Linked DNA regions of Homo sapiens: region 2 is linked to region 1. A link is a contact called in ENCODE Hi-C or POLR2A ChIA-PET data. All regions are on one chromosome and are shown on one strand. Each heading gives the region's core, a stretch centred on a gene start or an enhancer-like site at or near the end of the contact. The rest is flanking DNA. Distances are from core to core; before and after follow the strand shown. Region 1 has its middle 37 kb from the start of DOCK9-DT. Region 2 holds the start of LNCARGI (lncRNA antiviral response interferon signaling inducer).

What was found. A loop is a pair of places that touch in the nucleus more often than their neighbours do. ChIA-PET counts read pairs that join two places held with the same protein, here RNA polymerase II (POLR2A). Pooled maps may share reads with other maps.
Region 2: a pooled map shows a loop between it and region 1 (2.4-fold over the local background). The contact joins the promoter of LNCARGI here to the enhancer-like site in region 1. A Hi-C loop is called at or near these places in 5 of 50 pooled maps. POLR2A ChIA-PET finds 5 or more read pairs at or near these places in 2 of 52 experiments (OCI-LY7 and T-cell).

Annotation. Positions count from the first base shown.
Region 1 is chr13:99,120,323-99,127,572 of GRCh38, reverse strand. No RefSeq gene overlaps it. Among named protein-coding and RNA genes, the nearest start is that of DOCK9-DT, 37 kb to the right of the region's middle. RefSeq lists an enhancer at 2,405-2,504. Within about 2 kb of position 2,457, at least 2 of the 41 ENCODE cell types and tissues checked have a DNase peak (open chromatin) inside an H3K27ac peak, as active enhancers do; they include OCI-LY7, where a contact is called at or near this core.
Region 2 is chr13:99,431,500-99,433,999 of GRCh38, reverse strand. It overlaps LNCARGI (lncRNA antiviral response interferon signaling inducer), which reads left to right and starts at 1,250. Exons shown (of 2, transcript NR_197585.1): 1 at 1,250-1,613. RefSeq lists enhancers at 674-1,403, 411-1,610, 1,854-1,933, 1,944-2,123.

The DNA of each region.
Region 1 (7,250 bases), core at 1,208-3,707:
TCGGGCTCCCAAAGTGCTGGCATGAGCCGCCACGCCTGGCCCATATTTTGTTATATGTATACTTGAGTATTTAATTTATTGGTGCTAATATAAATGGTTTTATGTTTTTAATTTTAAGTTTCTCTGGATTCTTTTTGAGTCCAGTTTTATAATCCAGAGTTTTGTTCTCTTTACAGAATTTTATCATGCCCTGCTTTGATAACTTTGCATCTTATATCTTCACCCAGTGAAATGACAAACACATAAAATAAGTATGAGCCATGGATACATCCCAGAAACTGTTTCTTTGGTTTAGGATACAATGAATTTTTTATCTTAGTCTCTCATTTTTCTAAGATCCCATTTTTAAAAATAGGAAATTAAATTTACTTTTGTTCCAATTCTGCTTTAGGAAACTTGGTGTCCCTTTCATCATGGGTCTCAATTTTAACCAGAGGGGTCTCTCCCTCCATTTACTTCTTGAAATCGATGTTCTTCTTCAGGGTTACTCATAGTGTGACCTGCCAGATCTCCTGCCCCTGCACCTGCCCAGCCACCTCCTAATGGACTAATATGCGCCCCACTACAAGCTCAGCAATTTGAACTTCCCATGCTTAGCTTTGGGGCCAGTTCTGGCTTTAGCTGCAGGGATATTTAAAAGTTTAGTTCAATAGATGAAGTGAGTCCTCACCAAATCTGTTGTGTTGCTGTTTTTTCTTGAACCACAGTTCTAGTTCTAGTTCTAGTGACTGAATTCCTCACTGCCACTAAGTACACAGTTCCAAAGTCTTCTAGACTTACTTCTGGAGCCTGACAAGTGACTGTTCCTTTAGCCAGTACTGGGGCTTCCAGACATCATTGCTTCTGTTTTTTTTTGTTTGTTTGTTTTCAGTTTTTTTTTAAATTTCAATGGTTTTGGGAGTACAGGTGGTTTTTGGTTACATAGATGAGTTCTTTAGTGGTGAATTCTGAGATTTTAATGCACCCATCACCTGAGCAGTCTTTTATCCCTCACCTCGCTGCCAACCTCTTTCCTTGCATCCCCAAAGTCCATCACATCACTCTATATGTTTTTGCATCCTCATAGCTTAGCTCCCACTTTTGAGTGAGAACATACGATATTTGGTTTTCCATTCCTGAGTCACTTCACTTAGAATAATGGCCTCCAGCACCATCCAGGTTGCTGCATAAAGACATTTCATTCCTTTTTATGGCTGAGTAGTATTCCGTGGTGTATATATAGCACATTTTCTTTTTCTTACTTGTTGGTGGACACTTAGGTTGGTTCCATATCTTTGCAATTGGAAATTGTGCTGCTATAAACATGTGTGTGCATATGTCTTTTTCACATAATGACTTATATTCCTTTGGGTAGATTCCTGGTAGTGGGATTGCTGGATCAAATGGTAGTTCTCCTTTTAGTTCTTTAATGGTAGATCTACTTTTAGTTTTTCTTTTTTGTTTTGTTTTTTGTTTTGAGACAGTCTCGCTCTGTCGCCAGGCTGGAGTGCAATGGCGCGATCTCGGCTCACTGCAACCTCCGCCTCCCAGGTTCAAGTGATTCTCCTGCCTCAGCCTCCCGAGTAGCTGGGACTACAGGCGTGCACCACCATGCCCAGTTAATTTTTGTATTTTTAGTAGAGACAGGGTTTCACCATGTTGGCCAGGATGGTCTCGATCTGTTGACCTCGTGATCTGCCTGCCTTGGCCTCCCAAAGTGCTGAGATTACAGGCGTGAGCCACTGTGCCCGGCCTACTTTTAGTTTTTAGTGCTTGTCTGTTTGGATCATCACACATTACTTGCTCCCTGCTGCCAGGCCTCAGTCTGCGCTACACCCATATACTACTTATTTTCTAGACTTCCAAAGTGCTGGGCACCACCCAGTCCTCTGCCAGGCACGGTCCTCTCTGCAGGTGATCCGCTGCCTGTGTGGGGGTCTCCTCCCTCCAAGCAACCATTTTCACCCACAGGCATGTCTCAACTCCAGGTGCAGACCCCTCCCTGACTGTCCTGTTCCATCAACTCCGGTTCTGTTAAAAGGATGTGAACTTTACAGACTTCCCAGCAAGGCAGCTCCTTGGAGGCAGAGACCTCATTTGGAATACGCTCAACTATATTAAAATGTGATTTTGCTCAACCATATGAAACACTCAGTTGTTAGGACAAAAAAAAAAAAAAACCCTGCTTTTCACATTCCCATTTTACCTCTACAATGTATCATTTCATCAAACACCAATTCACAAATGGAACTTACATAGCTCGTTAACTACAGTGTTTTATTCTCTTATGAAAATATGTCAGAAAGATTTGAGAGTCTGGGACTGTGGTGAAGCCCCCATCAGCCCGGGCATATGGTGGGGGAGGTCAGGAACATTTTCTTCCAGCTCTCTTCAGACAGCAGCCAGACAGTTTTCAGCGCCTTTTTTTTTTTACCGTTTTGGTGACTCATTTCCTCACTTGAGACACAGAAATATGAATGCAGTGTCAACCAACCATAAAGGAGTGTTACGAGAGTTCTGGTCATGGAGTAATCATAATTGTATTTGGTATATGATTTGACCGTATTTATTCATAATATAATACTCTAGGGTTTGAACATCTTATTTTTGGTTCTGCTGTGAACTATATAGAACGTGATGGAAAATCACTCCCTGCACATTACCCTGGGCTGCAGTGTCCATAAAAGGCGATATGCTGGCTCAAGAAATTGAAATTGAATGATTTCATAACCAACCTGTGAGCCTCGCTTCCTCCTTCACATATGAAAGCACGTTGGCACAGAGGGGAGAAAATTTTTTTTTCATATGTTTCCACCTCACAGCTCCTTTTCTAGGTCTCCTAGTTGGAAAGACATTGATTTCTACGTGGGAAGACTTTTGCACCTGCAAGAATCCTTCACGGTCATATAGTGTCACCTCTCTCCCAAGGCAGAAATCCCATCTGCAATATTGATCAATGACCTGTCAAGGATGAATTAATTGAGTGCCTACTATGTGCTAGCTAGGCATTGTGCTGAGCCTCACACAATGGCAGACCCTGAGATAAGAATTCAAGTGCCAGGAATTTGAGAAAGGGTCCCGGAAAACACTGGAAATAGTGGACATGAGACAGAGAAGACAAGAAAGCCAATAAAGGATGCACATTATCAAGCAAATTACCACCATGGGCAGATAGAGCTCGATCCCACTAGAGAATTCTGAAAACCAAGACTCAGAATTCATCCAACCAAGGGGCCAGGGATCTGGGGTATTAATCCACCAATTCTCCATCTGTCATGGGTTCAGGCTGCTTTCAGGGGAATGAAATTTCCAGCATGTCTGGCTTCTCCATGCATGGGCACAGTGTGTTTTCAAGGTCAGAAAAAAAAAGGCTTTGAGTGGAGATTTTCAGGGGTCAGCTATAAGTAGAAGTGAATGCCAGTGGGAGGTGGGGCCACTGATACCATCTGCTACATTCAGGAAGACAGAGAATTAAGCTCTTCTCCCTACTTTTGATCTGAAGGAGCAAACGGGGACATTTGCTCCTTGAATCCAGTGGAATCCAAGGGGAAAGCCCTGGAGCAATGGAGGTGATGAGTTTGAACGAAGATGTACAAAACCTGAGTTAACTGAGCGTGCAGATGAGCAGAGAGAAGAAAAATGGCTCTAGATGACATCAGGCCATGACTAGTCATCAGTTGCCACATGAGGTTTTCAGGAATGACATGGAAATACCAGCTTTCCACAGCTGTCTGGCTCTCCCCAGGGAAATGGGAAACCCTGGTACAGAGTCGAACCTTGGGCAAAAGGGTTGGAAGGAAGCAGGTGATCTGGGCAGAGCTGCCAGCTCTTCCTCCTTCCCTGGGGAGAACTAGTTGAAAATGAGTGTAGGGAGCCTGGCAGGAGAGCCAGCAAGGCAGGCTAACCCCAGAGGTGTGTAAGTGCAAAGGCTTCACGGCCATGCTTTCAGCAGACCTGGCACTGTTCAGTGCTGTCACCCAAGCCAGCCGAGGCTGGCCTAAGCCCACTTGCTTGTGGGGAGGGGGAGCTCATGCCCCGCTGGCTATAGGTTTTTTGGGTTATGAAACTAGGCAGGGCTAAGCCTGGAAAAAGTCCGAAATCATTAGTGGAGTCTGCGGTGTGCTAGGGCAGGTGGAGGCAACTTTCCTCAGTAAGGCAGTTCGCGGCCAGTGCTGCGGTTGGTTGGGATGTTCTTTGGGCAGACTGAAGTCTACCTACCTTGAACTTTCCCTTCATTCTACTGCTGCCCTTTGGAATGCCCTGATGATTCCCAGGAAAGTTTTGAGAATACAGCACCTGGCCCATGCTGCTGATAAAGATTCCCTTTTGGATAGGTGTTTGTGGTTTGTGATGATGTAACTAATGATTTTGTTTCCCTGGTTTCAAGCTAGACTGTTCTAGTCCATATATTTCCAGGAAAACAACTCTGCCGTGGATACACGTAGGGTGTGTAGTGTGTTCCTGCCACGCTCCTCATCCCTGCCCTTTGACTTCCCATCTCGGGTTCACAATGCCAGGCACTGGCTCCAGCAGAAATGTCTTTCTCCTTTTCCTTGGCTCTTCCGTTCCATACCCACCACCAGGCTTTCCCTGTGTTGTAATGTCCACGCTTCTTAAAGGATTTTAAATGGACTCAACGTTTATTCGGATTATCTCTCATTGAAATACCCATATTTTACCACACTGTGAACCTGTCATATCAATAAAGAAGAGCTTTCAGCTGGTCGTGGTGACTCACCCCTATAATCTCAGAACTTTGGGAGGCTGAGGCGGGAGGATTGCTTGAGGCCAGGAGTTCAAGATCAGCCTGGGAAATGTGGCAAAACCCTGTCTCTACAAAATAAAAACTAAAATAGCATGTGCTTGTATTTCCAGCTACTTGGGAGGCTGAGGCAGGAGGATCGCTTGAGTCCAGAAGGTAGAGGCTACAGTGGGCTATGATCACACCACTGCACTCTGGCCTGGGTGAGAGGGCCAGACCTTGTTGAAGAAGAAGAAAGAGGAGGAGGAGGACTTTCATTCATTTTATGTTAACTGAAACTTAAAGCATAGGAAAGGTTTAGAATGAAATGCTCTGCATGTTAGGTGACAAAGCACGATAACAAAACACAAAGCTGGCATTCTACCCAAAAGCAAAAGGAAAACAACCTTTTGCTTGTTTAGCCAAAACAGCAACTTTAAGAATGAATAACATGATGCTCATGTATTGGCAAGTCTGCCCCCTTGTACTTTGGTGAATTTGTATAAATGATATTCTTACATTGCAATCAGGATTTGAAACACTGCTTTTTCTCAGATGGAAACAAGCCTTTTATTGTTCACTCTGCTCTGAAGCACCACCCCAGTGTTAAAGCACAACCACCGAGTGGAGATAATTAGATGAACCTAGAAGTTCTAGCAGGGAATTGAAAAGTTTGGCCAAAAGAGCTTGTACCTTTGAAGTGAAACATTTTCTATTTCATTTTAGTTGCATGTTTATGAGGTCCTGAGAAATTAAAAATCATGTGTTCTGGTTACAGCTGGCACCCGCACCAAAGGGAGAGAAACAGCAAGCCACACCCAAAAGAGGAAAAGAACAAGAATGAGAATTCCACAAAAAAGAAGCTCATGAAGAAGAATAAGATTATTTTTCTTGCCTATAATAAAGGAGTTAGAACGGGGCTTTCCCAGCATGGAGAATAATAGCCCTTTCTTTTTCACTTGTGGTTGTCCCCAGCTCTCATTCATTTCACTAGTGTTCTAATAATGTGAGATATCTCAGTAATGAATTTTTAATCGTAACTTTCATTCATAATATAGTTTAAAAACTTACATCTGGATAATTTACACATATATTCTCCAAGATAAATAGATATAGATATCTGTTTTGATAAAACACTTTATTTTTCTAAGTATTATGGCTCCTGAATCTGCTATGTGTATTTAATGTGAATATATTTCTTTTCTAAATGATTAATATCTTTTCCCATTTTCATCGGGAACTCCATTGCATTAATTTCTACCCTACTAAAAAAGAAACCCCTTTTAAAGTTAGGTGAAGGGTATTTTTTCCCATTCTTTTAATACTTCTTACTAACGGACATAAAAGTAGGTTATGTCCTACTTCTAGAAGAGGGCCTGTGTGAGACAAGGAACACATGAAAGGGAGTTGTCACTTAAAAAAAATTATTCTCTATTTTCTGAAGTCATCTATATACATTATTTTGTTTCCTTTGGAGTAGAGAAACGTGAATTCATGATGAAATCTAAAGCCTAGAGGAAAGGTAATGACAAATTAAAAGGAAAAACAAGCTATTCAAAAAAATAAACAGAGCAAACAACGGTGGGTTTAGAAGTGAGGTCAAAAGAGGAGAATATGAAACATCTCTTGATAATAGTCTTTTAATTTCCAAATTAAGGTCTAAATTTTTCAAACGTGCTTTGTGAATTTTCATTGATAGGTTGAAGAGAAAAGGACCAGAAATATCAGCAAATCATTCTTGTGTCATAATTTTTCTCATTTTTTTGAGTAAGGCAAGATTTTTCTTCCACCTTCACAACACTGCCAAATACATCTTATTTAGATTTTCTAAAGCAGGAGTTTAGACTGATGTTTGCATGACTGAAGCCTGGCATGGAATCATCACAGAGGTTACAAGAATGTTAATTGCATCTATTAACCCCAACTGCCTCTCAGGCATTACTTTCTTAATTCTTCCAAAAAATTCTTTAAGGCATGTACTTTACAAATAAGAATGGTGAGCCTTAAACAATGCTAAAAGTGGAACTAGAGATGGAAGCAGAGGTCTGCCGGTCTCTAAAGCTAAAGTACCAAATAACTCCCATGTTGAAGTCAACAAGCTGATAGAGATAGAAGGATGGAGAAAAGGATGGAAGAAGTATGGTTTAAAATAAGGCTCTTTCTCAGAGGTGTGAGTGAATGGGCTTGAGAGTTAAAACTGGAAGTAGTTGTTAGGGTGGGAATCAAAGTAAAACTTGGGTTCAGATTTAATTTAAGGCTGGCATTAGAATTACGATTTTATTGAAGGTTTGGGGTAGGGATCACCTCTATATTTGCGATTAAAATAGAGGTTCATTCAGAGTGGAGTCTGCATTAAGTACTGAGAGGGGTTGGAGTAAGGCAGTTGTATTAGTCCATTCTTACACTGCTCATAAGGATATACCTGAGACTACTGGGTAATTTATAAAGAAAGAGAGGTTTGGCCGGGCGCGGTGGCTCACGCCTGTAATTCCAGCACTTCGGGAGGCCAAGGCCGGCGGATCACGAGGTC
Region 2 (2,500 bases), core at 1-2,500, 310 kb before region 1:
GCTCTCCCTACACTGATCGGGGACTGGCCTCTGTCAGGCCTTGTGAGGTGCCTGTGCCCACCCACTGTGAGCCAAAGATGGAGGCTCCCAGAGAAGATAGTCCCAGCCCTCCCCCACTAGCCTGGAACCCATCCTTCCAGCTCAGATCACACTCTGAGGAAAGAGATCCCTAATCCAGGCAGCTCAGACACCTGCTAGGATTCTCCAGACCCCCGCGAGAGCGCACCCTGTGGTCCCGGGAGAGGGCAGAGTAAGCCATACCTCAACAGCACTCCACCTGCTCAATGGCATGAAACAGTTCCACATCTGCTGGACCTGGAGGAGGTGTCTTCCTAGGTCACCTACATGCAGGGCACCATGGCGATTTGGAGATACAAGTGCCACACACAGAGACAGAGCCACGGCCTGCCTTATCCAGCTGCCCCCAGCATTTTTTAAAAAATTAGACAGGGTCTCACTCTATTGCCCAGGCTAGAGTGCAGTGGTGCAATCACTGCTCACTACAGCCTTGCGCTTCTGGGCTCAGGTGATCCTCCTACTTCAGCCTCCAGAGTAGCTGGGACTACAGATGTGCATCACCATGCCCAGCTAATTAAAAACAATTTCTTTGTCAAGACAGGGTCTCAATACAATGTCCAGGCTGGTCTCAAACTCCTGGCCTCAAGCAGTCCTCCTGCCTCGGCCTCCCAAAGTCCTGGGATTACAGGTATGAGACACTGTGCTGGGCCCCTGTCAATTTTGGAAGGATCCAGTTGTGTTTCTTCATTCATTTAACACATATTTGTAGAAAGCAAATCCGTGCCAGGCATAGATGCTTGAGATTCATTAGCCAACGAAACAGAAAACAACCTGTGACCTCATGGAGCCTCCATCCCTAGCGGGACGGGTACAGCAGGGGCTTCACCCAGAGAGGCTTCCTGTGAAAACGCCCACTGGGTCCTGGGGAACTGGGAATCCCCGGCCGCTTCTGCACAGGGCTCCTGGGTGGTTTCCTGTTTCGGCTCCACAGCCGGGGGAAGTTTCTGCTGTTTGCTCCTCTGCACTCTAAGCGGAGATGTGCACACTCGCGAGCAGGGATTTTTCTGGTTCAGGAAAGTCCTGCGTCCTTGGGCGCACTTTCACAAGTGTGAGAAAGCCAGTTCAAATGTGACTTCCCGTGAGAAACCCTGCCTGGCCTCCCGCCCTCCCCGGCACTCTCAGCATGAATCATGCTGCGTTGTCACTATTGTCTTGCTCATCTGTGCCTGTCGCATTCCCTGAGTTCCTCCTGGCGGGGTCTCGGCCTTGTTCATCTTTGGACCTGGTGGCCAGCACAGAGAATGTGCTCAATGAATGTTTGCTGGATTGAATGACACACCCTCAGGTCCAAGTGGGCCATGCCCCTCTGCCTGCAGCCTGGTGGCCGTCAGGGTCAGGGCTCCCATGCTTTCTGATACCCGGGAGGATGGGTCTCTGACCATGGGATTTTGAAATAGCAATGAGCCTGAATAACATTTTGAGATACTGGCAACAACGAAAGTGTGGAATGAAACTTCCCGTTATTTCTGCTGGCTAACACTAAGTGGTTGCCACCTATGTTCATAATACAAGGAACTGCTCAGTTTCAACCAGAGGTGAGTGAAAACAGATGTCATTGTTTTCCCATGTCAGTTCATGAGCCCTCTGGGTTGTATTCTCAGGTCGCTCGAGGGTCCACTTGTGCTCCATTTAGAACCTCCGGACTCTACCGCTCATCCCCCAAGTTAGCCTGTCACCTTTCAACTCCCAGGGGCTCAGGTGTCAGGGCCTTCGCGTTGCACCTTAGCCTTGGTGTAAGTCACGTGCCCTCAGCTCCTGCCCCTCTCCCTGAGTGACGTCCTCTCTACAGACAGAACTGGGCACTTTCTCCTGCTCCCCAGTGGACCCGAGGCACGAAAGCCTCAGCAAGCAGGGAGTGACAGGCACAGACCACAGCAACCACCCGCAGCCGGAGCAGAGTTCGCGCTCTCCCAGGGGCCCTCCTTGGTGGCTTTGGGGGGGCCTCAATGCCAGGGTTTGCATCTTTTCTTTTCTTTCTTTTTTTTTTTTTTTTTTTTGAGACGGAGTCTCGCTCTGTCGCCCAGGCTGGAGTGCAGTGGTGCGATCTCAGCTCACTGCAAGCTCCGCCTCCCAGGTTCACACCATTCTCCTGCCTCCGCCTCCTGAGTAGCTGGGACTACAGGCGCCCGCCACTACGCCCGGCTAATTTTTTGTATTTTTAGTAGAGACAGGGTTTCACCGTGTTAGCCAGGATGGTCTCGATCTCCTGACCTTGTGATCCGCCCGCCTCGGCCTCCCAAAGTGCTGGGATTACAGGCGTGAGCCACCGCGCCCGGCCGCATCTTTTCTTTTTCTCCTTTTTCCCAACTACTGCTGTGCTTTCTGGCTTTGTGCCTTCCTTCTTTGCTTCCTCTCCCATCACTCCACAGACAAGGAGGCTCTGTCCAAGCTCCTGTCCTGGCTCGCTCAGCCCAGCCTTCAG